3 separate regions of the Homo sapiens genome follow, and all the other regions are linked to region 1. The links are chromatin loops, found by intact Hi-C in ENCODE. Cell type or tissue: endothelial cell of umbilical vein. All regions are shown on one strand.

What was found. Hi-C counts contacts between places; a loop is a spot of excess contacts. Peaks named below come from ENCODE experiments on the same cell type or tissue, not always from the same donor. Only the 100,000 strongest peaks of a DNase experiment are listed, where the experiment ranks them.
Region 2: it touches region 1 in a loop (2.2-fold over the local background); 6 of 110 quality-filtered maps call a loop at or near these places.
Region 3: a loop joins it to region 1, with 5 times the contacts of the local background. A loop is called at or near these places in 4 of 110 quality-filtered maps.

The regions. Positions count from the first base shown.
Region 1 is chr9:81,591,801-81,599,800 of GRCh38, reverse strand. TLE1 (TLE family member 1, transcriptional corepressor) reads left to right here. Exons shown (of 20, transcript NM_005077.5): 15 at 6,527-6,776. Among named protein-coding and RNA genes, the nearest start is that of TLE1, 94 kb to the left of the region's middle. RefSeq lists enhancers at 3,222-3,915, 3,916-4,611, 6,270-7,469. In endothelial cell of umbilical vein, no CTCF peak of the experiment used is centred here; DNase peaks (open chromatin) are centred at 1,870, 2,660, 3,430 and 4,370; H3K27ac peaks cover 2,965 bases.
Region 2 is chr9:81,539,430-81,547,429 of GRCh38, reverse strand. No RefSeq gene overlaps it. Among named protein-coding and RNA genes, the nearest start is that of TLE1, 150 kb to the left of the region's middle. In endothelial cell of umbilical vein, no CTCF peak of the experiment used is centred here; DNase peaks (open chromatin) are centred at 719 and 3,519.
Region 3 is chr9:81,843,648-81,851,647 of GRCh38, reverse strand. No RefSeq gene overlaps it. Among named protein-coding and RNA genes, the nearest start is that of SPATA31D4, 81 kb to the left of the region's middle. RefSeq lists an enhancer at 7,122-7,902. In endothelial cell of umbilical vein, CTCF peaks have their summits at 2,834 and 3,050; DNase peaks (open chromatin) are centred at 2,907 and 3,947; H3K27ac peaks cover 2,482 bases.

The DNA of each region.
Region 1 (8,000 bases):
TTAACACAGAAATGCTGTCTTCCAAATAAGGTGGGAATTATACCCTGTTCTGCATATTTTCTATTTGGAAGAATACGCAAATGGCCAAACTGGAAAAATTTTGTAGATGTCATGGGTTAGATGTGCAGACCCTTAAAAAAAATTGACAGAGGAAGGTTTTACCCATAGCAGGTAAATTATACTTTCTTCTAAAGTCTTAGAATAATAAGACTGATTTTCTTATGAGCCCCATGTCACTATTCCTCCCAGCCACCGCCTTTATTAGTTTTCAGGCTAAGAGTATCCTCTGGAATCATAAATTACATTATTCTCATCCATTCCATAAGGAGCCCGGTTCCCCCAGCCCCCACAGTCACACTCACGATGTCGACATGCCTTATGTTGCTCACGATGTGTGGGGTAGGTGTCTTTGTCCTGGTGGGTCCCACGTTATCCCTCTTGAGGGGATAACGTCACAGGTAGTGCTGATGTGGAAGCTAAGGTAAAGATTAACAGCTCCACTTTTGCAGCTGGGCTGAGCTGGAGTTGGTCTACCGCTTACTAGCCGTGGTTATGGGCGAGTTACTTAGCCTATCCTGTGCCACCTTCCCTCATCTCTAAACAGTAAGGGATAGTGAGCCCCCTCCTGTGATGTGGCAAACAAAGGTTGACTATATTGCGCTTCATAGTTTTCTTGAAGTACTTTCCCATGTGGCTTCATTACTTCACACCTCAGCAGTCCTGTTCATAGGCTAAGTTTTGTCAGGGCACATTGTAAAAATGGGGAAATGAGGCTCAAGTTAGTTAGGCTTGGTGCCCACATGTTACTGGTCATTAAACTGAAGCAATTGCTTGTGCCTTCTGACTTCTTGCACTTGACTGTGTGGGTCCTGCTTTCCAGGGCCCAGATGCAGGATGGAGCTTGTTCCATGTGACCTCTGGTTGCTTCTGCCACAGCTTACTTGGGAAGGGCCCAGCATCCACTGGATTTAGCTGGCTTAGGGGAAAGCTATGGATTTCACTTCATTATTGTCATTGCTTTCATTATCTTTTCTGTGGTCTAAGTCAGCTGTCTAGAGACTGCCTTTCCCCCTTAGGAAACTGCTACCATCTCTTAGTGACATTTGGTATAATTGCTAGACGTTGCCTGGGAAAAGTTGGCTGGCATAACCCAGGGGCTTAGAGAGGAATGCCCACCTTATTTTAGCAGATTTTCCTTACCAGGGCAACTTTTCCTCAATATATAAGTGATTAGGTAACAGTAGACAGCTTGTGGTGTTCTGATCCTTTGATGGAGTGCTGGCTGGTGAAACCTTCTGCCTGCCCCTGAAGAACTCTGGAATCGGAAAGACTTAAATGTTCACCATATGAGAAGTACTATTAGAGAGGTTAATAGGAAAGGTTAGGACCCTGGGAAAGAATCATCAAGGCTGGGGAGTTCGTGGCAGGCAGAGGGAGGGAGGAAGCGGCGTGTACTTGGGAGGGAAGCGGTGCTGTTCTAGCGGGAGGGAACAGTTTGTGCGCAACTTGGAGATGTGACAGCATGTGATATTTTAGGGGACTGGCCTGTTGTCCTGTGTGGCTGGGAGTTTAAGGTCACATGAAGTAAGACTTGTTGGCACTAAATTGTAAAGGGCTTCATGAGCCCTAAAGAGCTTGAAGAGCGAATGAAGGTTTTTGACACGATCAGATTTTTGATCCTTGTTAATATAGCTAACAATTTCACATCCAGAGTGCCAAGTCCGTAGGCAGCGGGGCTTGACCACAGCCGTCCTCTCTGGGGTCTGTGGTTCTTCATTATTGTTTACTTGATTCTGCCACTGCAGTTCCTATTTCCAGGAAACCAACAACCCTGTAAACACCTGTTTTCCTTTGACCACAGAACACAGCATAGTTTTATTAACAGGAGCCTGGTCTGCTAGGAAAAAACAACCTGCCCCCTTGGAACACAGTCTTGTTTTCCAGTTCACCACAGCTGCGAAGGAGCCCGGTGGGGACTCTTTGCTTTTAGTTCCTTCACCTCTGCTGTGTGCCCAGTAAATGAAAAGCCCCTTGCTCTTAATGGGTTTTTATATCATTCATGTTTTACATCTGTGAAGTCGAGTGGGCTTTATTCTTTTCGATTCTGACACCAGACTTCAGAAGCAGAAGCGATCCTGATCTGTAGGAGCTTGATTCAGAAAGCTAGGTGGGGGCTGGGTCTCAGTTCTGAGGCTTTCTGAGATGCAGGTGGGCTTCGCTGTATGGCCCCTAAGGAGGGATCCAGGACTGACTGTCTGCCCTGCAGTTTGCCACGATTCTATCCAAACGTCCATCTCTACTCTTTGGGCGTTTGTTCTAGTCTTTGCCAACTGCCATTTCCCCCACTCTCACCTTTGATGACTTAAGAATTTTGTATTTTTTGTTGCCTCATCACTGCCCTTGTGCTTTCCTGATCCCCACCCTGCGTCTTCCTCCCTTTCCGCATTCCCTGACCCACATACTTGTCCACTGGTTGAGATAAAGCCCTCAATTCAACGTATCTTCACTTGGCTTTTTTTTAAGTCGTGGTGGTGCGATAACAATACTGTCATTTCCTGAAGACTCACTGCAGGTGTCAAGTGCTGTGTTAAGTGTTTTGCAGCTGTTACCACTTTAATCCTTACAGCAACCCCTGCGACCTCTGTGTTTTATTATTATTCCTATCTTATGGATCACGAAACAGACACATTCTAGACTGCAGGCTGGCTGATTGGCAAGACCGCAGTTGACGTAGCCAGAGAACCAGAGAGAGGTTCATTTAACAGCAAAGTTTGGGCACTTGATTTGCCTGTGGACCTAATCTAATGTGTTAACTGGTTACGAGCCTTCCCCTCGACTTCCTCTTGAATAAGTAAATGAATCTAAACTTTAAATATTGGAATACCATACACATACAGAAAAGTGCATGAATCATACATGTCTAGCTCAGTGACTTTTCACCAAAGGCAGCCACCTGTGTAACCAGCCCTTGGATCAAGGAACAGAGCAGGATCATTGCCCAGAAACCCCTCCCATGCCCCTTGCAGTCACCAAGGTTAACCACCACCTTGACTTTCAATACTGCAGATGAATTTTGCCTGTGTTCGAAATTCTAGAAATGCGGTCATTTCCATGTCCATTATTTTGTATCTGGCTTCATTCTGAATTCAGGTGTGAGCGATATTCATGAATGCTCACTATCTGTTTATACATTCCTCTTTCTGATTGGTTTTACTTTTCCTAGTTCCTCAACCAGTAGAGAAAGTTAAGTTTCCTTCTGGGATCCCTTCACCATGGTCATGATGAGCCCTCAGTGTGGCCTTTTATTGAAAAAGCTCTGTTATTATTGTAGGTGAATAATTTCCTCCCCTGGTTTTTTCCTTCCAGTTGATCCCTCCTAAAGGCCCATCCACCCTTTGTGTTGCTCTGGCGTGTTCATTTGATTTGGCTCTCCAGCACAGCAGGCAGCACCAGCTTCCTGCGAGGCCCCCTGTGACTGATGTATTAACATCCATATGGGCTTCCCGTGGGACGGATGAGTGTTCACAGCTTCTGACAGCAGCTCGCTGCATTGTGAATCAATTTTAAATTGCCTCCATATGATGATCGCAGGCCTCCTGTGCAGTTTAAAGAAGAGGACACCTGGGAGAGAAGTGGGTGTCTTCCAAAGATCAGCAGACAGATCTCCCGTCTGTTACTCGGTGCATCTATTTAATCTGGAACATTTAACTCTATGATAAGCAGGCTTCCAGTTGGAGGAAGATAAAATCTCCTTTCTCTGAAAAATCTGAGATTGATGAAAGGGTGCCTCATGGAAACCTGGCCTTACCTGGAGGCGCCCAGCTTGATTTGTGGTACACAGAGAAAAACTAATCCTCACATGTGTAATTTCTCTCATGGCACCGAGATCTTTGAGAAGCAGTTTCTCCATCTTAAACACCATCCTTTAAATCATGTGCAACTCAATTGTTTTACTTTTATTTTTTAATTTTTTTTTTTTTTTTTTTGAGACAGAGTCTCTGTCGCCCAGGCTGGAGTGCAGTGGCACAATCTCGGCTCACCACAAGCTCCGCCTCCCAGGTTCACGCCATTCTCCTGCCTCAGCCTCCCGAGTAGCTGGGACTACAAGCGCCCGCCACCATACCCGGCTGATTTTTTTGTATTTTTAGTAGAGATGGGGTTTCACTCTGTTAGCCAGGATGGTCTTGATCTCCTGATCTCGTGATCCGCCCGCCTTGGCCTCCCAGAGTGCTGGGATTACAGGCGTGAGCCACCGCGCCCAGCCTCAATTGTTTAATTTTATGGAAATTTACTTGTCATTTCTTCAGTATCACCTGGCAATTTTTTTGTTGTTTTTGGACCCAGAGTATGGAGCCTGATTCTGAGTCATAGAACTTGGCTACTGGACTTTGTTCGTTGAGCATTCTTCAAAGCCTAGAATTCTTGTAGGACATGAATAGACTTAAACTCCCATAGTTCTGTGGCAGTCTTCAAGGGCAACAAAATGCTATTTGATTATGACTCCAAGTATCCCATAATAAGTGGCATAGGTTCCTGTTCAACTAACTATAATGTGCATGTTGAAATATCATGTGGACTCGATATATTGCTAAGGACACCAAATAATCCTGTTGGATAAAAAATGAGATTGAGTGGTTTGGTGATGTGAGGGCTTTGAGCTATATTGTTTTTATATGTGTATTTATTCCCCAGGACAGTCTCCATGGTTCCCATTATACGTGCTTATTCATTCAAATTAAGAGTAACATTAAGGATTTGGGCCAAAAAGCTATTTACTATTAGTTACTGGAACCAATTTGCCAGCAGATAACAGATTGAGATTATGTCCTGTGATTGAGTGGAGGGGAAGTTTAAAAGTCTTCATGTGTCTGATATTTTGCTTTTATGGAGGGAAGATAATAGCATGCATTTTATTTTCAAGCAAATGTATGTGGGTTTTAAGTGCAGGGTGCTAGAGACCTGGCATAATCGGTTTTCAGTTTTGTGCTTGCTAAGTTACTTTACAAAATTTGAGTTTGTATTAAAATGAAAATTTAAGCTCTGTGTTAGTACTCATGGTGTTTACATTATATTTAAAGCTGCCAATGACAAGCTCCAGAAAGGGCCCAGACTTTCTCGAGGGTAATGGGAAGGAGGAAGCAGTGCATACTTCACTTATTGTTTATGGTTTGAACTTCTAGCTCTCTTAGTGATTTCAAGTTAAGAAAGTGGAAGTAGTGGTCTTCAAAGTAGAATGTGCATAATTTTTTTTTTTTTTAAGACGTAGTCTTGCTCTTGTCGCCTAGGCTGGAGTGCAGTGGCGCGATCTCATTGTTCTCATTGTCCAACTCCCATTTATGAGTGAGAACATGCAGGGTTTGGTTTTCTGTTCCTGTGTTAGTTTGCTGGGAATGATGGTTTCCAGTTTCATCCATGTCCCTGCAAGGGACATGAACTCATCCTTTTTTTTATGGCTGCATAGTATTCCATGGTGTATATGTGCCACATTTTCTTTATCCATTCTGTCATTGATGGGCATTTGGGTTGGTTCCAAGTCTTTGCTATCCAGCAATTGATTTCTGTCTTTGAAATCAACTTGTGGCCCAGAGGGGCCGTAGGAGCACCAGTCATCTTGCTCTTAGCTCAGGCAGTGGGAAGGAAGAAGAGAAGAGGGCAAGTATGCTCTCTCCCTATTTATTTTTTTAGAGCAGTTATAGGTTCTTGGCAAAATAGAGTGGAAAGTTACAGAGAGTTCCCATATCCCCCATCCCTCTCCCCTCTTTCAAGTTCAGAGCTTCCTCAAAATGCCATCCAACAGCTTCTTCTTACACCTCATTGGTCAGAACATAGGCAGGCTGGGCTAAAGGAGACCGGGGAAGAGTAGTTTTTTAGCTGCACACTTTGCTGTTTTATATAATGGCGTTCCTGACCAAGGTAGGCAAGGAAGATTGTTGAGTAGGAAACCTAAAATCTCTGTTTACAGCCATATAAGATAATCTCTTATTTTCTCTTCCTTAAGCAAGAGAAAGTTGAAGTCCATACCATAAACTGGTATTTTTAGAAAGCTGTTTTTTTGGAGGTTGTTTTTGCTGTTGAAATATATCTACTCTGTTTAATTATTATTAGTTCTTAAGGGCTTCATCTTTAGCAGGGAAAACAATCATTTAAAATTATACTAAGAAATCATACAATTACACAAGATACATGGAAGGAGGTATTTTATGTTCATTTGGAAGTACATTAAGTGTTTTATAATGAGATTTGAGGGAATGCTTTACAGAATGGGTAAGAACAATTTAAAACCCTTAAAAAATTTTACATACAGTTCAATATATATGTCATTTGGTACACGCTAGATTTCTGCTATTAATTATTTTAAATTTGCACCAGCAGTAAATGCTTCAATTTGTATTGATTTCAAAGGAAACTATACAAGAGAATCTTTCCTTTTTTTCATCTTTTTCATAGTCGTAGCACATTGCCGAGATAGGGATTGCTTCCTCTGTAAATGTGTTTTCTGTCTTCTCTCCAATCGTTTTTCCAAAAGTGCATACTCCTTCCACGTTACTGCAGACGGTCAGATGCAGCCTGTCCCTTTTCCCCCCGACGCCCTCATCGGACCCGGAATCCCCCGGCATGCTCGCCAGATCAACACCCTCAACCACGGGGAGGTGGTGTGCGCTGTGACCATCAGCAACCCCACGAGACACGTGTACACAGGCGGGAAGGGCTGCGTCAAGGTCTGGGACATCAGCCACCCTGGCAATAAGAGCCCTGTCTCCCAGCTCGACTGTCTGGTGAGTGAACAGGAACTGGTGCACAAGGGCAATTTCTCCCTGGAGATTCAATAAGGAAATAGCTGTGTGGGCCTGGGTTTTATTCCCATTATGAGGAAATAGAAGCCCCTTCTGTTTCCTGTGTTGGTTATTTAACCCCCTCGGCTCCCCATTTAAATGCGAAGGTTTCATTTGTTGCTGTTGTACTGGCTAAATCCCAGAGTTGATGGATTTCTTTTTAAAAAATATTTTACAGTGGTTTACAGAGGCTCTCCTCATGTATGGATGTGTATTACAAAAGAGAGTTTCCCATTTAATGGACAAAAGCACAACTGGGCCTGGACTCTGATCCCTGCCATCCACTCGTTTTTTAATTGACCTACAGCCTTTAGATAAATATAGAATAGTAAATATTTGATAACATGGCATAAAAACCATTCTGAACAGGGTCTGTGTTTTTAAGGGAGACCTGAGAGAGCTGGTTAGGTTTTATGGCCTTAACTTCAGGAAAGGGTTAAAGGCTGTCACTGCAAAGACCCGGGGCAGCCATCAACGAAAGAGAGCAGTGAGAATGCTTTCCCAGAGTACCTAAGCCACGTCCGCTCAGAGCCTGAGAATACCATTTAGCATTTTTCAGGGACATAAAACATGTTGGGACATGTTCGGATCTCTTTTTTCTTTTTTCTTTGAGACGGAGTCTTGCTCTGTCGCCCAGGCTGGAGTGCAGTGGCCGGATCTCGGCTCACTGCAGGCTCCGCCTCCGGGGTTTACGCCGTTCTCCTGCCTCAGCCTCCCAAGTAGCTGGGACTACGGGCGCCCACCACCACGCCCGGCTAATTTTTTGTATTTTTAGTAGAGACGGGGTTTCACCATGTTAGCCAGAATGGTCTCGATCTCCTGACCTTGTGATCCGCCCGCCTTGGCCTTCCAAAGTGCTGGGATTATAGGCGTGAGCCACCGCGCCCGGCCATGTTCCGATTTCTAAACCATAACCCCAGGATTTACAGAGCACATACCACTGGCCTTAAGCAGACTCCGAGCTGCCCTGCCCTGCCCTGCCCTGGTGTGGTGTCTGCCTGCACTCTGCTGTTGCAGATGGTGCCACGTACCCACTGCCTGCCTGGAAAATTGTAAGGATTCCAGAGAAGGTGTTTCCAAAAAGCAGAGTGGCGGTGTTTTGGAAACACAGACTTTTTTTAGAGTAGTTATTAGTGCATTTTTTAAAAAAACCAAATAACTTCAAAA
Region 2 (8,000 bases), 52 kb after region 1:
TAGGGCATCACTTTTTGCCAGTGAGAAGCACACAAGGCAAGGCTTTTTGGCTTACCATAAAATACTGAAATTGTATATTGCTGTGGAGTACTATTAACTACAATTTGTGCACAGATAGGCCAAGACCCAGGGGGGAAAATTACTTTACCCAAGTTCATGGGATAATGAGTATCAGAGCTGCAATTACAGTTTTCTGACTCCCCAACTGTACATGCAATTTGCAGGTTTACAGTCCTGCACAAAAAACCGCCAGAGAACACAGATGGGCTTCTAACCCCTGCTAATGAGAGCATCACTCTTCATTGATGGGATAATTAAGCAAATATTTAGTGGTCAAAAACCCACCCAGACTTTAAATAAAATCAATCAAATCCCAATCCCCTGGGAGTTGTTAGATTTGGAATTTAAAAAAAAAAATCTAAACTGTAAGTGTGTGTGTGTGTGTGTGTGTGTGTGTGTGTATATAGTTCTTACTTTTAAGATTTAAAGCAGAGAAGAGTTAATCCAATAGCATTATGCCTATTGAAAAGCCACATTCCTCAGAAAGGCCGTGCTTCTGACACTCAAAAGGCTCAAGGTCAAGACAGCATTTTCTCTTTGTTGATTGCTCTTTTTCTTTCCCCACTGAATTTTCCTTCTTCCTTATGGAATTAGACCCTTTAAGTAAATTGCAAACAGTTCCCCCTGTGTGAAGCATTGTCTAGCCTACCAAACTGCCTGAAACAATCGTTGACATTTCTTGTGTAAATAACAGCAGTGGATTCAGCGCTTCCAAGAATGGGAGTTGAAAAAATAATGAACTATGTTTTTTTCAAGATAAAACACACTGTGCTCTCCAGAAATCAGAAGGGTCGAAGGAATGAAAGAACAGATTAATACATAATTCCTGTGTTATTTTTATTACAACCCATTCCTTCCACCCTTCCACCCACAACTACTAATTCTCTTTACTCAGCTATATTTTTGCTTATTTCCATAGAATGTATCAACTCTGAACAAATTGTAGACTTTATTTATTTATTGCAACTATAGTTTATAAACTGTCTCTGCTTGCTAGAATAGAAGATCTAAGGGGACAAGAATTTTTATCTGGATATATTCCAAGCATCTAAAATAGCACGCGGGACATAATAGGAGATCAATAAAGAGTTTTTGAAAGACTGCATACTGTGTGTCAGCTCATGGAGAGCAAAAAGTAAATATGATATTTCCCTGAGAAGCCAAATTACTGTCTCCGTGGATTGAAATTCTAGAATTTTGGCATTAAATTTCATGCCATTCTTTCTCATCATTGGTATCAAGACCTTGATTTGTTTGTGGTAACAATGTGTCTACTAAAAACAGCCCATTTCCCAGCCTTCCCTGCAGCTTTTCTCTCACTTCTGGCCAGTGAGGCATAAGTTGAATTCTATAGGGATATCTAGGGAAGTTTTGCTTTCCTGATATTGTCACACCCTTTTCCTCTTTGTCACTTTTTTCTTCTTCCTGCCTGGAATGTGGACGTGATGCCCAGAGGAATAGCTACTATCATGAGACCCCGAGGATGATAGCAAAATGCTAAAGAAGGCAGACAAAAAAGATAGAAATAGAATAAAATGGCTTAGGGCGAGCACGGTGGCTCATGCCTGTAATCCCAGCACTTTGGGAGGCCGAGGTGGGCGGATCACCTGAGGTTGGGAGTTCCAGACCAGCCTGATCAACATGGAGAAACCTGTCTCTACTGAAAATACAAAATTAGCCGGGCATGTTGGCACATACCTGTAATCCCAGCTACTCAGGAGGCTGAGGCGGGAGAATTGCTTGAACCCGGGAGGCGGAGATTGTGGTGAGCCGAGATCACACCATTGCACTCCAGCCTGGGCAACAGGAGCGAAACTCCATCTTAGAAGAAGAAGAATAATAATAATAATAATAATAATAATAATAATATGGCCTACTCTTGGACTTCTTACATGAGGTCAATAAAACCCTATTTGGTTAAAGCCTTTTTATATGGATCTATAAATTGAATGGAAAACAATCCTCAAAAATATACCCGTATCAAGTCATGACTTAGTGAAATATCTTTAATATTTAATATTTTTCATAATCCCAATCCTTCAGAAAGTTAAGCCCATTGGATAAATTCTACATTTTGGTGCCTTACTATCACAGATCCAGGGAGTCTCAAAAATAGAGGAAAAAGAAAGATGACTGGAGTGCAGAGGATTGCTGCAGGATCTGCTCCAAAGAATAAACTTAAATAAATCTCGATTCAGTTAAAATGTACATAAAAATATATCGATCATATCTACCCTTCAAAAAGCAGCCCATTTCTAGCAGAGCCTTTCTTGTTTGCTTTCTTCCCGCTTGCAGTACTATATTATGATAGATTTATTGCTGTCCATGGCCGGGCGCGGTGGCTCATGCCTGTAATCCCAGCACTTTGGGAGGCCGAGGCGGGTGGATCACGAGATCAGGAGATCGAGACCATCCTGGCTAACACGGTGAAACCCTGTCTCTACTAAAAATACAAAAAATTAGCCGGGTGTGGTGGCAGGTGCCTGCAGTCCCAGCTACTTGGGAGGCTAAGGCAGGAGAATGGCATGAACCCGGGAGACGGAGCTTGCAGTGAGCCGAGATCTTGCCACCGCACTCCAGCCTGGGTGACAGAGCAAGACTCTGTCTCAATAAATAAATAAATAAATAAATAAAGATTTATTGCTGTCCATTTTCATGGACTAAGTATAGATCTGAAATCTGAAGTTTCAGATAATAGGGCTGAATCATTCAGCAATCTTTTGTGCTCATATAGTGGGTTGTTGTGACTCACATTCAGGTGTGTGTCTACAGGTGTATGTACAAGTGTGAAAGAATCGTGTGAATGTCTGAGAGACTTCAACAGGAGGTTCCCTCTTTGCACCCCAAATCAGCCAGTGATTTAGTCCACTCTTGCCTTAGCCAAGACAATCATTCCCGCCAGTCATTGTCATTTTGATAATTGCCCAACAGCAAGTTTTAACTTTTTTTTTTTTTTTTGTAGATTAGCTGAAGCACTACACAAAAATAAAATATCTTCCTTATTTCTGAGAAATTACATAGGCCCTTCTTGTGGACTTTCAGATTTGGTGCTCTGATTTTTTTTTTTATACTGTATAGCTAATCCTATAAAGAGAAACTTACAATTGCCTTCCACCAAGAAATTTAGAGCATTAGCTATCTGTATGTGTTTTTATTTTTTGAATGAATTAAATAATTTTAAATTTAATTTTATTATAATAATAATTATGATTTTCTTAGATATGGGGTCTCACTATGTTGCCCAGGGTGGTCTCAAGCTCCTGGGCTCAGTGATTCCTCACCCCAACTTCCTGAGTAGCTGGGACTATAGGCCTACGCCACTTTGCCCAGCTTGTGTGTCTGTTTTTAAAAGATGTTATCTGATTGTAGAAAATATCCCTTTTAAAAAGTTTAAAAAGTTTAACTTTGCAATTTCCTATGCTTTGGTCAGACACCTAAAAAAACAAAAAAGAACAAAAAACAACATTCCATTAAAAGGAAACCATTCAGTTACTTCTCTGTTTTTCTAGCTTTGCAGGGGGGCTTTACCATTACACTCTTTTGAGGAAACTTGTGTTATGAGGAGCAAAATGAAGGAAATAGAGAAGAAATAGTAAGGCTGCTTCAGTTCTGATCAGCTTTGTCTACCCTAGGGACTGCAAGTTCTCCTAGACATAGAACTTTAACTTAATTGCACTTTATGTAATTTCTTGCTCTTGAATTCTTCTTTCCTTTTTCCTATTATTTAACAAATTGATTCTCAATTTCAAATATTATATTTTTATACTTTTTTTTTTTTTTTTTTTTCACAGAGTCTTGCTCTGTCGCCCAGGCTAGAGTGCAGTGGCGCAACTTCGGCTCACTGCAACTTCTGCCTCCCGGGTTCCAACAATTCTCCTGCCTTAGGCTCCCGAGTAGCTGGGATTACAGGTGCGCGGCAACACGCCAGGGTAATTTTTTTACTTTTAGTAGAGATGGGGTTTCACCATGTTGGCCAAGCTGTCTCGAACTCCTGACTTCGTGATCCACTCGCCTCGGCCTCCCAAAGTGCTGGGATTACAGGCGTGAGCCACCGTGCCTGGCCTATTTTTATACTTTTTAAATGAAAAGTTGAAACGAGGCTGGGCGCCGTGGCTCACATCTGTAATCCCAGCACTTTGGGAGGCTGAGGCCGGTGGATCACGAGGTCAGGAGATGGAGACCATCCTGGCTAACTCGGTGAAACCCTGTCTCTACTAAAAATACAAAAAAATTAGCTGGATGTGGTGGCGGGCGCCTGTAGTCCCAGCTACTCGGGAGGCTGAGGCAGGAGAATGGCGTGAACCTGGGAGGTGGAGCTTGTAGTGAGCCGAGATCAGGCCACTGCACTCCAGCCTGGGCAACAGAGACTCTGTCTCAAAAAAGAAAAGAAAAGAAAAGAAAAGTTGAAACAAAACAAAACTGATTTATTCCACAATAAATCTCATAAAAACAAACAAAAAGATGTCCAAGGAGAAAGTATTGCCTTAATTCTCTCTTTGGGAGTTGTCTCAGGATTTGAAGATCAAGGCGGAGCTTACTCTCACTCCCCACCCTCAATATTCATTCTTCAGTTTCTCTTCATAAATAGAACCTTGGAACTCATAATAAAGACTACTTTTTCCAGCATCCTTCATAGCTAAGCATGGTCATGTGACTAAGTTCTGGCCAGAATTGGTGTGTACAACTTCATAGCATGTGGATGTGACGGCTGGACCACTTAAAGAAAACATTGTTTTTTAGTATGTGTGTTTTTTTTTTTGGAGTCATGCAGACAACGAAAATTCTGACATCAAACTCACACAAATAAGGCTTGTGTTTAGAAATCCTTAATGGGACAGTATAATTTTTTTTTATTTTTTTACTTCACTCAAATCCAAAGCCAACGTCAACAGAAGCATAAATGCCAAACATTACCCTCTGCAGTGTGTGGAATAATTTTCCCCTACACTCTGAGAATGTATATATTTGGAGGAACCAGTTTTATGCCAAAGCTCTTTAATCCGACCTGTTTCTTTGCTAGAGCCCCAACTTGTACTGGATGTAGCCCAGTAAAATATGAGCTACAGGCCACTTGAGGGCTCTTCAATGCCTTCTCTACTGCTTGCTTATCTTTCTAGATTCACACTTTTCATCTCTGGCCTCCTATCCATCCATATATTTTCCTGCCAGCCAAGCCATGCATTCCAATGACATTTTAAATATTTTATACAGCATTTTAGTTATGCCCGGAGGGATTAGTCTGCCATGTTGCTGGAAATAGAATTCTAAATCCTGTTTTGTCTCATCTTCAAAAAATAGTGCTTACTTGATCACTTTATATTCATCAACATTACTTCCTTTATTATCCCACCATTCTTCATGTTAGACATGGAGCTATGGGGTTTCTTTTATTTATTTGTCTTTCCTTTCTTTCTTTTTGAAAAACCTCTCCTCTTCATTTTCTTCCCTCCTCTCACATTTCTCCCCCTTTTTTTCTCTCCTGCTCTCTCTATCTCACTCTTTCTTTCTTTTGGAGAAATCTAGGGCCACAGAGCCATGTCACCAGTGGGCTTTTATTTATTTATTTGTTTATTTTTGAGATAGCCTTGCTGTCACTCAGGCGAGAGTGCAGTGGCACGATCTTGGCTCACTGCAGCCTCTGCCTCCCGGGTTCCAGCGATTCTCCTGCCTCAGCCTTCTGGGTAGCTGGGATTACAGGCACCCACCACCATGCCCGGCTAATTTTTGTATTTTTAGTAGAGACAGGGTTTCACCATGTTGGCCAGGCTGGTCTCAAACTCCCGACCTCAGGTGATCTGCCTGCCTTGGCCTCCCAAAGTGCTGGGATTACAGGTGTGAGCCACTGCACCTGGCCGAGTTTTAAAAAGTAGAAGAATCACTGTTCACTTCTCCAGTCAAGAATATATTGTGAATTCTCAGTCATTTGTATTATAAGGTATCTTAGTTAGTTTGGGCTTCTATAAAAAAGTACCACAGATTGGGTGGCTTATAAACAACAGGAACTTATTTCTTACAGTTCTGGAGGATGGAAGTCCAAGATCAGGGTATGAGCATAGACAGGTTCTGACGAGGGCTGTCTTCTCAGTTGTAGACTGTCATCTTCTCCTTATATCTTCAAATGGTAGAAGAAGGGTGTAAGAGCTCTCTGGAGTCCCTTTCATATGTGTACTAATCCCATTCATGAGGTTTAACCCTCATGACTTAATTACCTCTCAGTGTCCCCACCTTCTGATACCACTACATTAGGGGTTAGGATTTCAACATATGATTTTTTTTTTTTTTTTTTAGACGGAGTCTCATCTCTGTCACCCAGGCTGGAATGCAGTGGTTCGATCTTGGGTCACTGCAACGTCCTCCCAGGTTCAAGAGATTCTCCTGTCTCAGCCTCCTGAGCAGCTGGGATTACAAGCATGTGCCACCACGCCTGGCTAATTTTTGTATTTTTAGTAGAGACAGGGTTTCACCATGTTGGCCAGGCTGGTCTCGAACTCCTGACCTCAGGCGATCCACCCGCCTCGGCCTCCCAAAGTGCTGGGATTACTGGCATGAGCCATCGTGCCCCACCTCTCAACATATAAATTTTAAGAGGGCCCATTCATTCCATTGCATAAAACATACTGTCTAATAATGTTTTATAGATTAAAAGATCAGATTTATTTAAGACACATCCATCAAGCACTTGCTATAAACAGTGATAGGGGATCCAAGATAAATATAGCGTGGTCCCTGCCCCTGAAGTCCTTACAATTCAGAGAAGCTGACGCACTAGATCAGTCACTGAGCATACAGCTGTACAACACGGGTCTCTCACTCGGCTTCAGAACAGCACCCAGTGACTGGAGAAGGAAGAACAGACAGAACACCTGTTGATGAAGGAGACGGGCCTTCTCATCTCATATGACACTGTGGGCTTGCACCAGACTTAAAATATCATGACTGGTGTCCTGAACTTTGTTTCATTCATTCATAGAGCACATGTTAATTGAGTGCCAACTGTGTGTCAGGCACTGTGGGAGGCACTGGGGCTCCACAGATGAGTAAGATCCTGCCTTAAAATAGCTGGTTGTGTGGGGTGGCTGTGCAGTGTGTTAGTGCCATGGCAAGTGGAAGCACAAGGTGCTACGTGAACAGGGGGGTGGGGCAGATGTAGAAGGTGTCTAGAGGAGGTTAATCTGTATGTGGGAGTTCCCCTTTAAGAGACCCCCCACATGAGAGGGGCGCGGTGGCTCCCTCCTGTAATCCCAGCACTTTGGGAGCCCAAGGCGGGTGGATCACAAAGTCAGGAGATCGAGACCATCCTGGCTGGCACGGTGAAACCCCGTCTTTACTAAAAATACAAAAAAATTGCTGGGCGTTGTGGCTGGCGCCTGTAGTCCCAGCTACTTTGGAGGCTGAGGCAGGAGAATGGCGTGAACCCAGGAGGCAGAGTTTGCAGTGAGCCGAGATCACGCCACTGCACTCCAGCCTGGGTGACAGAGCGAGACTCCGTCTCAAAAAAAAAAAAAAAAAAAAAAAAAAAAAGACCCCACATGAGCTAATCTTGTAGCTCAAGAATGTAGTGACAGAGGTAGTCAGGTCCCTGGAATTGGAGTTTTGTCTGGGAAACAAACACCATATAATTATTGTTTATATTATGTGTGTGAGACTGTTTTTGGCCTTAAAGAAATCACAAACACATTTCTTGTGGGAGTGTAGAGGAATCTTCTGCTTTTGAATGAGTGGATAAACTGATCAGGAAGCTCCAAATTCAAAAAACAGACCCGCCGTAAGTCAGAATGTAGATGTCAGCCTCAGAGATCTGATGTGGTTTCTTTTCTATCACAGCTTGGTGACCTCAAATAGCCCCTTGCAAAAGAGCTGGCACAGGCCATTACAAAAAGTGTTATATTGCACTTTAGTATTTGAACACATCCTAATTGGGATAGGTGAAATAATGACCT
Region 3 (8,000 bases), 250 kb before region 1:
AGCCACGAATAGAGACACTAGAGAGCCTCCAGCACCTGTGTGCTCCCCTGCTCCTTCAGCATAGTGAGCGTTTTATCACTTACACACCATTCAGTGTCCAAAGAGAGTGCCACTTGAGGTTTTAAAAATATCATTTCCTTTACTACCTCCCAAAATAACAGGGTCACTTCAGGACCAGCAAGTGGTTGGCACTGTGACATGATTCCCAGGAGTACTAATAGTTCTGAAGAGGAGCAAGTATTTTCACAGCTGTAGGTCTTTGTGCTGAACTTTCTACTGTCAGTGAGAATCATGTCCAAGTGAAAATATAGAAGTGGAACCAGGCATCAAAAGGATAAGGCGACAGGAATTGTTGTTTACGGGAGTCAGAGAACAACTGAAAATGACTTCTGCAGCTGGAAAAAAAAAAAACAAAGACAAGGGTTGAAGGTCAACTTCCTTATTTTATTTTGGCTAATTAGCATGCCCAAGCAGTGTTGTTCAAATGTTTTGGGTGACACTGATTATTTCAGCTCTGTACAAGATTCCACACGTCAGCTTATGGGCCTAGGAGGTAAAGGCACTCAAGAGGAACAAAAGGAAAGACATTCAACCTCACTAGAATAAACGAAGTCACCATGGCACCCAGCCCTCTCTGCCCCATTCCCAACTTCTTCCATCTCCAAACAGTATGAATTGTATTTGCTAAATGCCATTCGCCTCTATCCTCACCACTGTACCTTGGCCACTGCCAGCACGGCCATGCCGTCAACATCTCTCCTGTAGATTACTGCAACAGCCTTCTTACCAGTCTCTCAGCAACCTGATTAGCTCTTCTGAACCATTCTTCACACTGCAGCCACAACAATCTTTCGGAAACTCACATACAACTACTAAAATCTGAATACCACTGCCACCCCTAACACACACACACAAACACACACAAAACCTAGCTTAAGGCCAGGTGCAGTGGCTCACGCCTGTAATCCCAGTGCTTTGGGAGGCCAGGGCCGGCTGATCACCTGAAGTCAGGAGTTCAAGACCAGCCTGGACAACATGGTGAAACCTCATCTCTACTAAAAATACAAAAATTAGCCGGGATCAGTGGCGCACGCCTGTAATCTCGCTACTTGGGAGGCTGAGGCAGGAGAATCGCTTGAACCCAGGAAGCGGAGGTTGCAGTGAGCCAACTGCACTGTAGCCTGGGCGACAGAGCAAAACTCTATCTCAAAAAATAAAAATAAAAATAGAACCTAGCTTAAAATTGTTTGCAGGCTCCCCATTGCTCTGAAGTTTATTTTTATTTTTTATTTATTTATTTATTTTGAGACAGAGTTTCACTCTGTTGCCCAGGCTGGAGTGCAATGGCACAATCTCGGCTCACTGCAACCTCTGCCTACCGGATTCAAGAGATTCACCTGCTTCAGCCTCCCGAGTAGCTGGGACTACAGGCATGTGCCACCACACCCAGCTAATTTTGTTTGTATTTAGTAGAGACAGGTTTTCACCATGTTGGTCAGGCTGGTCTCCAACTCCTGACCTCAGGTGATTCTTCTTCCTCGACCTCCACAAGTGCCGGAATTACAGGCATGAGTCACCGCACCCAGCTGCTCTGACAACTTTAACTAGTTGAATTGCCCAGAGAGCTCTGCGTTATCTGTGTGGCCGCCCTTTCCCTCTTCCTGTTGCATCTTACAGCCCAGATTCCCCTACCTGGAGCACTCTTCCCTCTTCGCTTTACCAACTCATCTTCTCCTCACCTCTAAGCTCTTAACTTATATCAGTTCCTCAGGAGCACTTGAGGAAGAACCTCTGCTTCCTGCTTAAGCCAAATTCCTATGTTGTAAACTCCTTTGCACCATCAGCCAGCTCATGAATTCTTCATGGAATGCTTCACAGGGCACTTACATGATCTCACATGATCATCTGACTTCTGCCTGGTCTCCCCACTAGACTGTGAGCTCCATGAAGGCAAGGATTCTATTTTTGCTTACCACCGCATCCCAGAGCCCAGCACAGTGCCTGGCACATATTAGATACTGAATAAATACATTTGGAAGGAAGGATGGACAGAAGGAATGACGAATGAATAAATAAGAGGGGCAAACTGATACTGCTAAAATAAGAATGAGGGCTAGAATTTTAAGTGAATGATAATAGTAGGTAACACATATTTAACTTCCAATGTTAGGTACTATTCTAATATATATATACCATACATACATATACCAATTTCTTTCTTATGACAACCCTATAAGGTAGTTATTTTTATTCTCCCCACTTCGTAGATGAGGAAACTGAGCCACATAGAGGTTCCTCAAAATCACACAGCTAGCAAATGCAATATATTATACTTTATAATGGAAGAGATATTATGACCATACATAACACAAGAATACAATCTGCCCTGGGACCCTTCTTGCCTAACCACTTTAAAGGGTTTCAGAGACTGCTGCTTTTAAGGGTTAAGGATTTATCTTATTTGGGATTGGACTGTGAAAGTGAAAAACTGTGTCAATCACCCCAATAGATGAAGATCGGAGAATCTCTGACCCCTGGACTTCAGCTGCCTCTGTGTCACCTTTTGAGGTAAGATATTTCCACTTCAAAGTAAGAGTGGTCTGATTAAAACAAACTCACATAAAGTAATAACCTGTTCTCACCTCAGTTTTGACTATATTGTTTTAAAATCAGCAGGACAGAAATTGAAGCAGCTAAATGCATAAAACAAAGAGAAAAAAAGAGCTCAGAGTATGGGAAGAAAAAGGAAACAGTATTTCCCTAGGAAAAAAGATTGAAATCGAGATGTATTTGTTTAGAAAAGAGAAGGTGAAAAGGAATGTGCTGCCCTCAGATATCTACAGGAAACCACTCACTGAACATGCCACCATAGACTGATTTATTTTTGGCTTAACCTGGACTAGAAAGCCTAATGTTTAGACAAGGCAAATTCATCTTGGAAAGGGAAGAAGAGAGGAAGAGCACTAAATGGAAACAACAAATAACTTAGTTGCAAAATGAAACTCTAGATGGAGCAGTTCCCTCTATTTGAATTTCCTTTGGTGACTGATACTGATTTCGCTGGATTAGCAACTATTGGAAAAAGGACTGGTTGGAATACATTAGCTCTGTGATAGGAAATAAAAATTGGATGATGTACCACTTACAAAATAGAACCTGAATCTCTGGGCAGGATCCATGTAAAGAGAGGAAGGCAGAAGAGAAAAAGGAGGAGGATGACAGAGAGGAAGAAGAGGAGAGGGAGCGAGAGGAGTTATAGTAAGAAGAATTTCGAAAAGGTGTCCAGAAACTTGGTGTGTCCTGTGGAATATGATAGAGGGCACAAGCTCTGGAGTCCAACTGCTAGAGTTTGAATCCAGCCTCAGTCAACTACTAGTTGTAACCTCCCTAAACTCAGGTTTCCTATCTTTGAAATTGGGATTATAATTGTACTTAGCTCATAGGATTTCTTTAAGGAGTAAAGAAACTAATCCTTGTTAACTTCATAGCACATAGTAAATGCTTAATAAATATTTGTGCCACTGCTGTTGTTGAAGATGATCTATCCCCCTGATAACATAAATCTGAAATACCAGCTGTACTGAATAATGTTGGAATTGACCAGAAATAACCAGGGGTAGTGTTATATTAGACTCTCTTCTGGAAGGGGTCATCACCAAACAGTGAGCTTTACACTTAGATACAGAAACCCAAGATAAGATACAATTTTCCAGAAATTGTCCATTCTAGGCTGGTTCTATGAAATCATTTTCTCTCTCTCTTTTAGCTTTCAGTCACCATCCTTTTTCCCTCTGCTTACTTTTCTACTTTGTACTCTGTTTTCTAGTCCTTTGAAATCTCCGCTCTTCTCCCCATGTGAGGATCCTGTCCAGACAGACTAACCAGACCTGTTTCCTCCATGCTTTAAACACTGGGGGCCTAACGGGGAAAACGTTTTCTTTGGGTGGGTGCCAAGTAACGTTGGGGAGTGGGAGAGAGTTTTTAATGACACAGTAAGAAAGAAAATATTTATGTTTCATTTTAATTGAACTTTTCAAGCTCACTATTTTTTAGTAGATGAAAAAGATCAACATATGAGAACGCTGGAAATTACACATAGCTCTGGTTTCATGCACAAAAGTGGAAAAAGCAAATGGGGCAAAGGGAAGTCTGTTGGAGGCATCTTATGGGAAGAGCTGCCCCAGCAAAAAAAAAAAAAAATTGAGCTTAGTGGCACTGCCTTTATCACTGCATTTCTATGATTGGGACAGATCCTGTTGGACAGGCCCATAAAATTGGCAAGATAATGAACAAGTTCATTAAATACCTTTCTATTTGTTGGGTCTACTGCAGTGCCTTCGGGAGCAAGTTTATAGAGTGTCACACCTGTTAAACCTGGCAAAGGGACCATTGTGAAAGGACGCGGTTTACCTTGTTGAGAGACTCCAGAAATCACTGCTTTTGTCACTGTTAAGCGTTTACCATGTGTTAGGTACTGTACTAACTGCTTTAGACATACGATCTCATTTAAATCTCCCAGCAGCTCTGTGAAGTAGGTATTGTTAAAATTACTAGGCAATTTACTTGGGTCACACAGCTGATGAATACAGGAGCTGGGGTCTTAGGTCAGTAAAACACCAAACTACGTGCATGTAAACTGCAATATCAGGTGCAGCCCAATCAGACCAGTTTTCTATCTCTAACAATACTTTGAAAGACTCATTATCTTAGGATTTATGAAGGCAACAAACAGAATAGCTGAGAATGAACTACTTGTGTGTGTGTATAATATATTTAATTAAATAATATATAGCATTATTTTTCTATTGAGTAAATCATAGTGGGATTATGCACTATTTCCAATTAAAAGAATCCTAACAGGTGTGGTGGCTCATGCCTGTAATTCCAGCACTTTGGGAGGCGAGGCAGGCAGATCATTTGAGGCCAGGAGTTCAAGACTAGCATGGCCAACATGGTAAAACCCCACTACTACTAAAAATACAAAAATTAGCTGGACATGGTGGTGCACGCCTGTTGTCTCAGCTATTCGGGAGGCTGAGGCAGGAGAATCACTTGAACCCAGGAGGCAGAGGTTGTAGTGTGAGCCGAGATTGTGCCACTGCACTACAACCTGAGTGACAAGAGTAAGACTGTCTCAAAAAAAAAAAAAAAAACCTTGTATTTCCTTGGTAGGTTTCTCTTCTCCCCGTGATACCCAGCTTTTCCTAATGCATTTCTGTGTGGACCTACAACCTTTAAATCTCAGCTGTGCCTCAGTTTTATCATCTATTATAAGAGGTACTAAACTCGGAGCATTTTCAGGATTAACACAATTAATGCATTTAGAACACCTGGAGGAGTATTATTGGTATTTTGAAAATGTTACCAATTGGCATCATGTCCCTTCCTTGAATGGGGATCATTTTACCATTGGAAGAATTGACTTTAGTCCTTGTTGATGGATTTTGCTTGAAAATATAGACATTGTCATGACAATGCCACAGAGACTTTGCTTCTCTCCAATGCTTTCTGTAAAATGCTCTTACCTGACTTGCTTAGTAACTGCTCAGAAAATGTTCTCCCTCCATCCACAACCCCATGTAGCTCCTTGGCATCCTCTGAGGAGGGTGATGGTGTATGCTAAAGTCCCCTTGCCACACCACAAGAAGAAAGATATTTTCGAGGCTGATAGTAAAAAGAATCACCTCCTGTTTCTGGTCCAAGCTACAAATAGATTTTATTTTTTTCTACTGGGTAGAAACATGAAGGGCATGAAACATCCTGTGTATGTGCACTAAAATCCCCTGGGAAGCAGAAACTCAGGAATGTTTCTGTTTAACGCTAAGCTTAAACAGGCCTTAGAGAAATAGATAAGATACCTGCCTCAAATTGAGGGTCTTCTCCATAGATCCTCAAAAAAGATTATCTATCTAGTTTGAAACATCTCACGGTGGCTCACGCCGGTAATCCCAGCACTTTGGGAGGCCGAGGTGGGTGGATCACCAGAGATAGGGAGGTCGAGACAAGCCTGACCAACATGGAGAAACCCCGTCTCTACTAAAAATACAAAATTAGCCAGGTGTGGTGGCGGCGAATGCCTGTAATCCCAGCTACTCAGGAGGCTGAGGCAGGAGAATTGCTTGAACTCCGGAGGTGGAGGTTGCAGTGAATATATTCTTTTCTCACCTAATTTTAACTCCACTGTTGCCCAAGAGATAGTCTGTTCTTATAGGTCAAAAATATTAAAGATTCTCAGTTTTATGTGTTTCAACTTAATACCTAGAAGTCAATTACAGTCTCTGTTTCTAGGTTTATGTAGTCATTGATACTGTGAATTTTGCTTGTTGCTTCTTTGTTTTTTGGTATACAGTGTGCTTTTTTATTTTTTAGTAGAGACGGGGTTTCACCATATTGGCCAGGCTGGTCTTTAACTCCTGACCTCGTGATCTACCCTCCTCGGCCTCCCAAAGTGCTGGGATTACAGGTGTAAACCACCGTGCCCGGCCTACAGTGTACTTTAAAGTAAATATTACAAAGTCAAAAGATCTACTGTAGGCTGGGCACGGTGGCTTACACCTGCAATCCCAGCACTTTGGGAGGCTGAGGTGGGTGGATCACCTGAGGTCAGGAGTTTGAGACCAGCCTGGCCAACAAGGCAAAACCCCATCTATACTAATAATAACAAAAAAAAAAGGTAGCCAAGCATGGTAGCAGGCACCTGTAGTCCCAGCTACTCGGGAGGCTGAAGCAAGAGAAACACTTGAACCCAGGAGGCAGAGACTGCAGTGAGCCAAGATGGTGCCACTGCACTCCAGCCTGGGCGAGAGAGTGAAACTCTGTCTCAAAAAAAAATTTGCGGTGCAAATAAACATGCACAGATATGAACTAATGACCCATTAATATGCCCTTTGGCTTTCAGTCTCTCACAACACATCGAGGGCAACTATTTTGGGGCCCTGTCTCATCTGGAATGTCTACTATAAGACACCAGGTAGGGAAATCAATTTGCTAAAGAAGTTCAAACCTGTTGTGTGACTAAACAGAAAACAGTAAATTAAATTAGCAGCCACATGAGGTTGAATGGTGTACCTGGGAATGACAATGACAGCAACCTAGCCATGAGACTGTCCTCTGGGCCAGAGGGCAGAGAGGTCAGAGTTCATAGTGGACCCTGACATATGTTCCCTCTCTGCTGACCTGGACCAGCTGTCCCTTCCTATGTACACAATGAGCAGAGGCCCCAGCTTCTGATGTCAGTGTGTTGGTGACAGTGCAGCTGAAGGTGTGAGAGGTGTCAGGGAATGTGACTGCTGATCTACATGCATTCCCTAAAAGGAAGTCTCAGATATGACTCAAAGCACTTATCAATCACTCATGTGGGCAGAAAATGACAAGCAAATTGCAGGCCCCATCAAACATTTCTTATGCTGATGCATCCGTAAGACAACCTATGGGGAGGACTCCCACAGAGCAGTGAATGTTTATGAGCGAAGTGATTAAAAGCTGCTTCAGATCCAGCTTTAAAACTGGTGAACAAAACACGAACTCAGTAGCGGTTTCCCCAGGACCCCGTAGACAATTATTTCAATCCAGTGGGGGTGCATGTCTGCCTGCGGGAGAGGGGACAGCAGTGCTGCCGAGCCGCAGACTCAGGCCCACCTCTGCTAAAGCCTGGCTGAGCCCTTCTCTGCTCGAGTCACCTTGGGCCAGTGAACACCTCTGAGGCTCAGTTTCTTCACCTGCAAAACAGGAGATACCTAAGTCATAAGAGTTGTGAGAAATAGTGGTAGGTGGTCATTAGTGTTCTGACAGCTTATAGAATGGTGCCACGTGTGCTGCAGGAGGTCAATACAAGAAGAACTAACACTTATTTAGAGCTTGCTTTGTGTGCCACATATTGCTTTAAGAACTTTAAGTGTATTGTTTATTTAATCCTCTCAGTACCACCAAGGCAAGTACTAATGTCATCTGCATTTTATAAGAGAGGAAAATGAGGAAAAGCAGTAAGTTCCCACATCTAA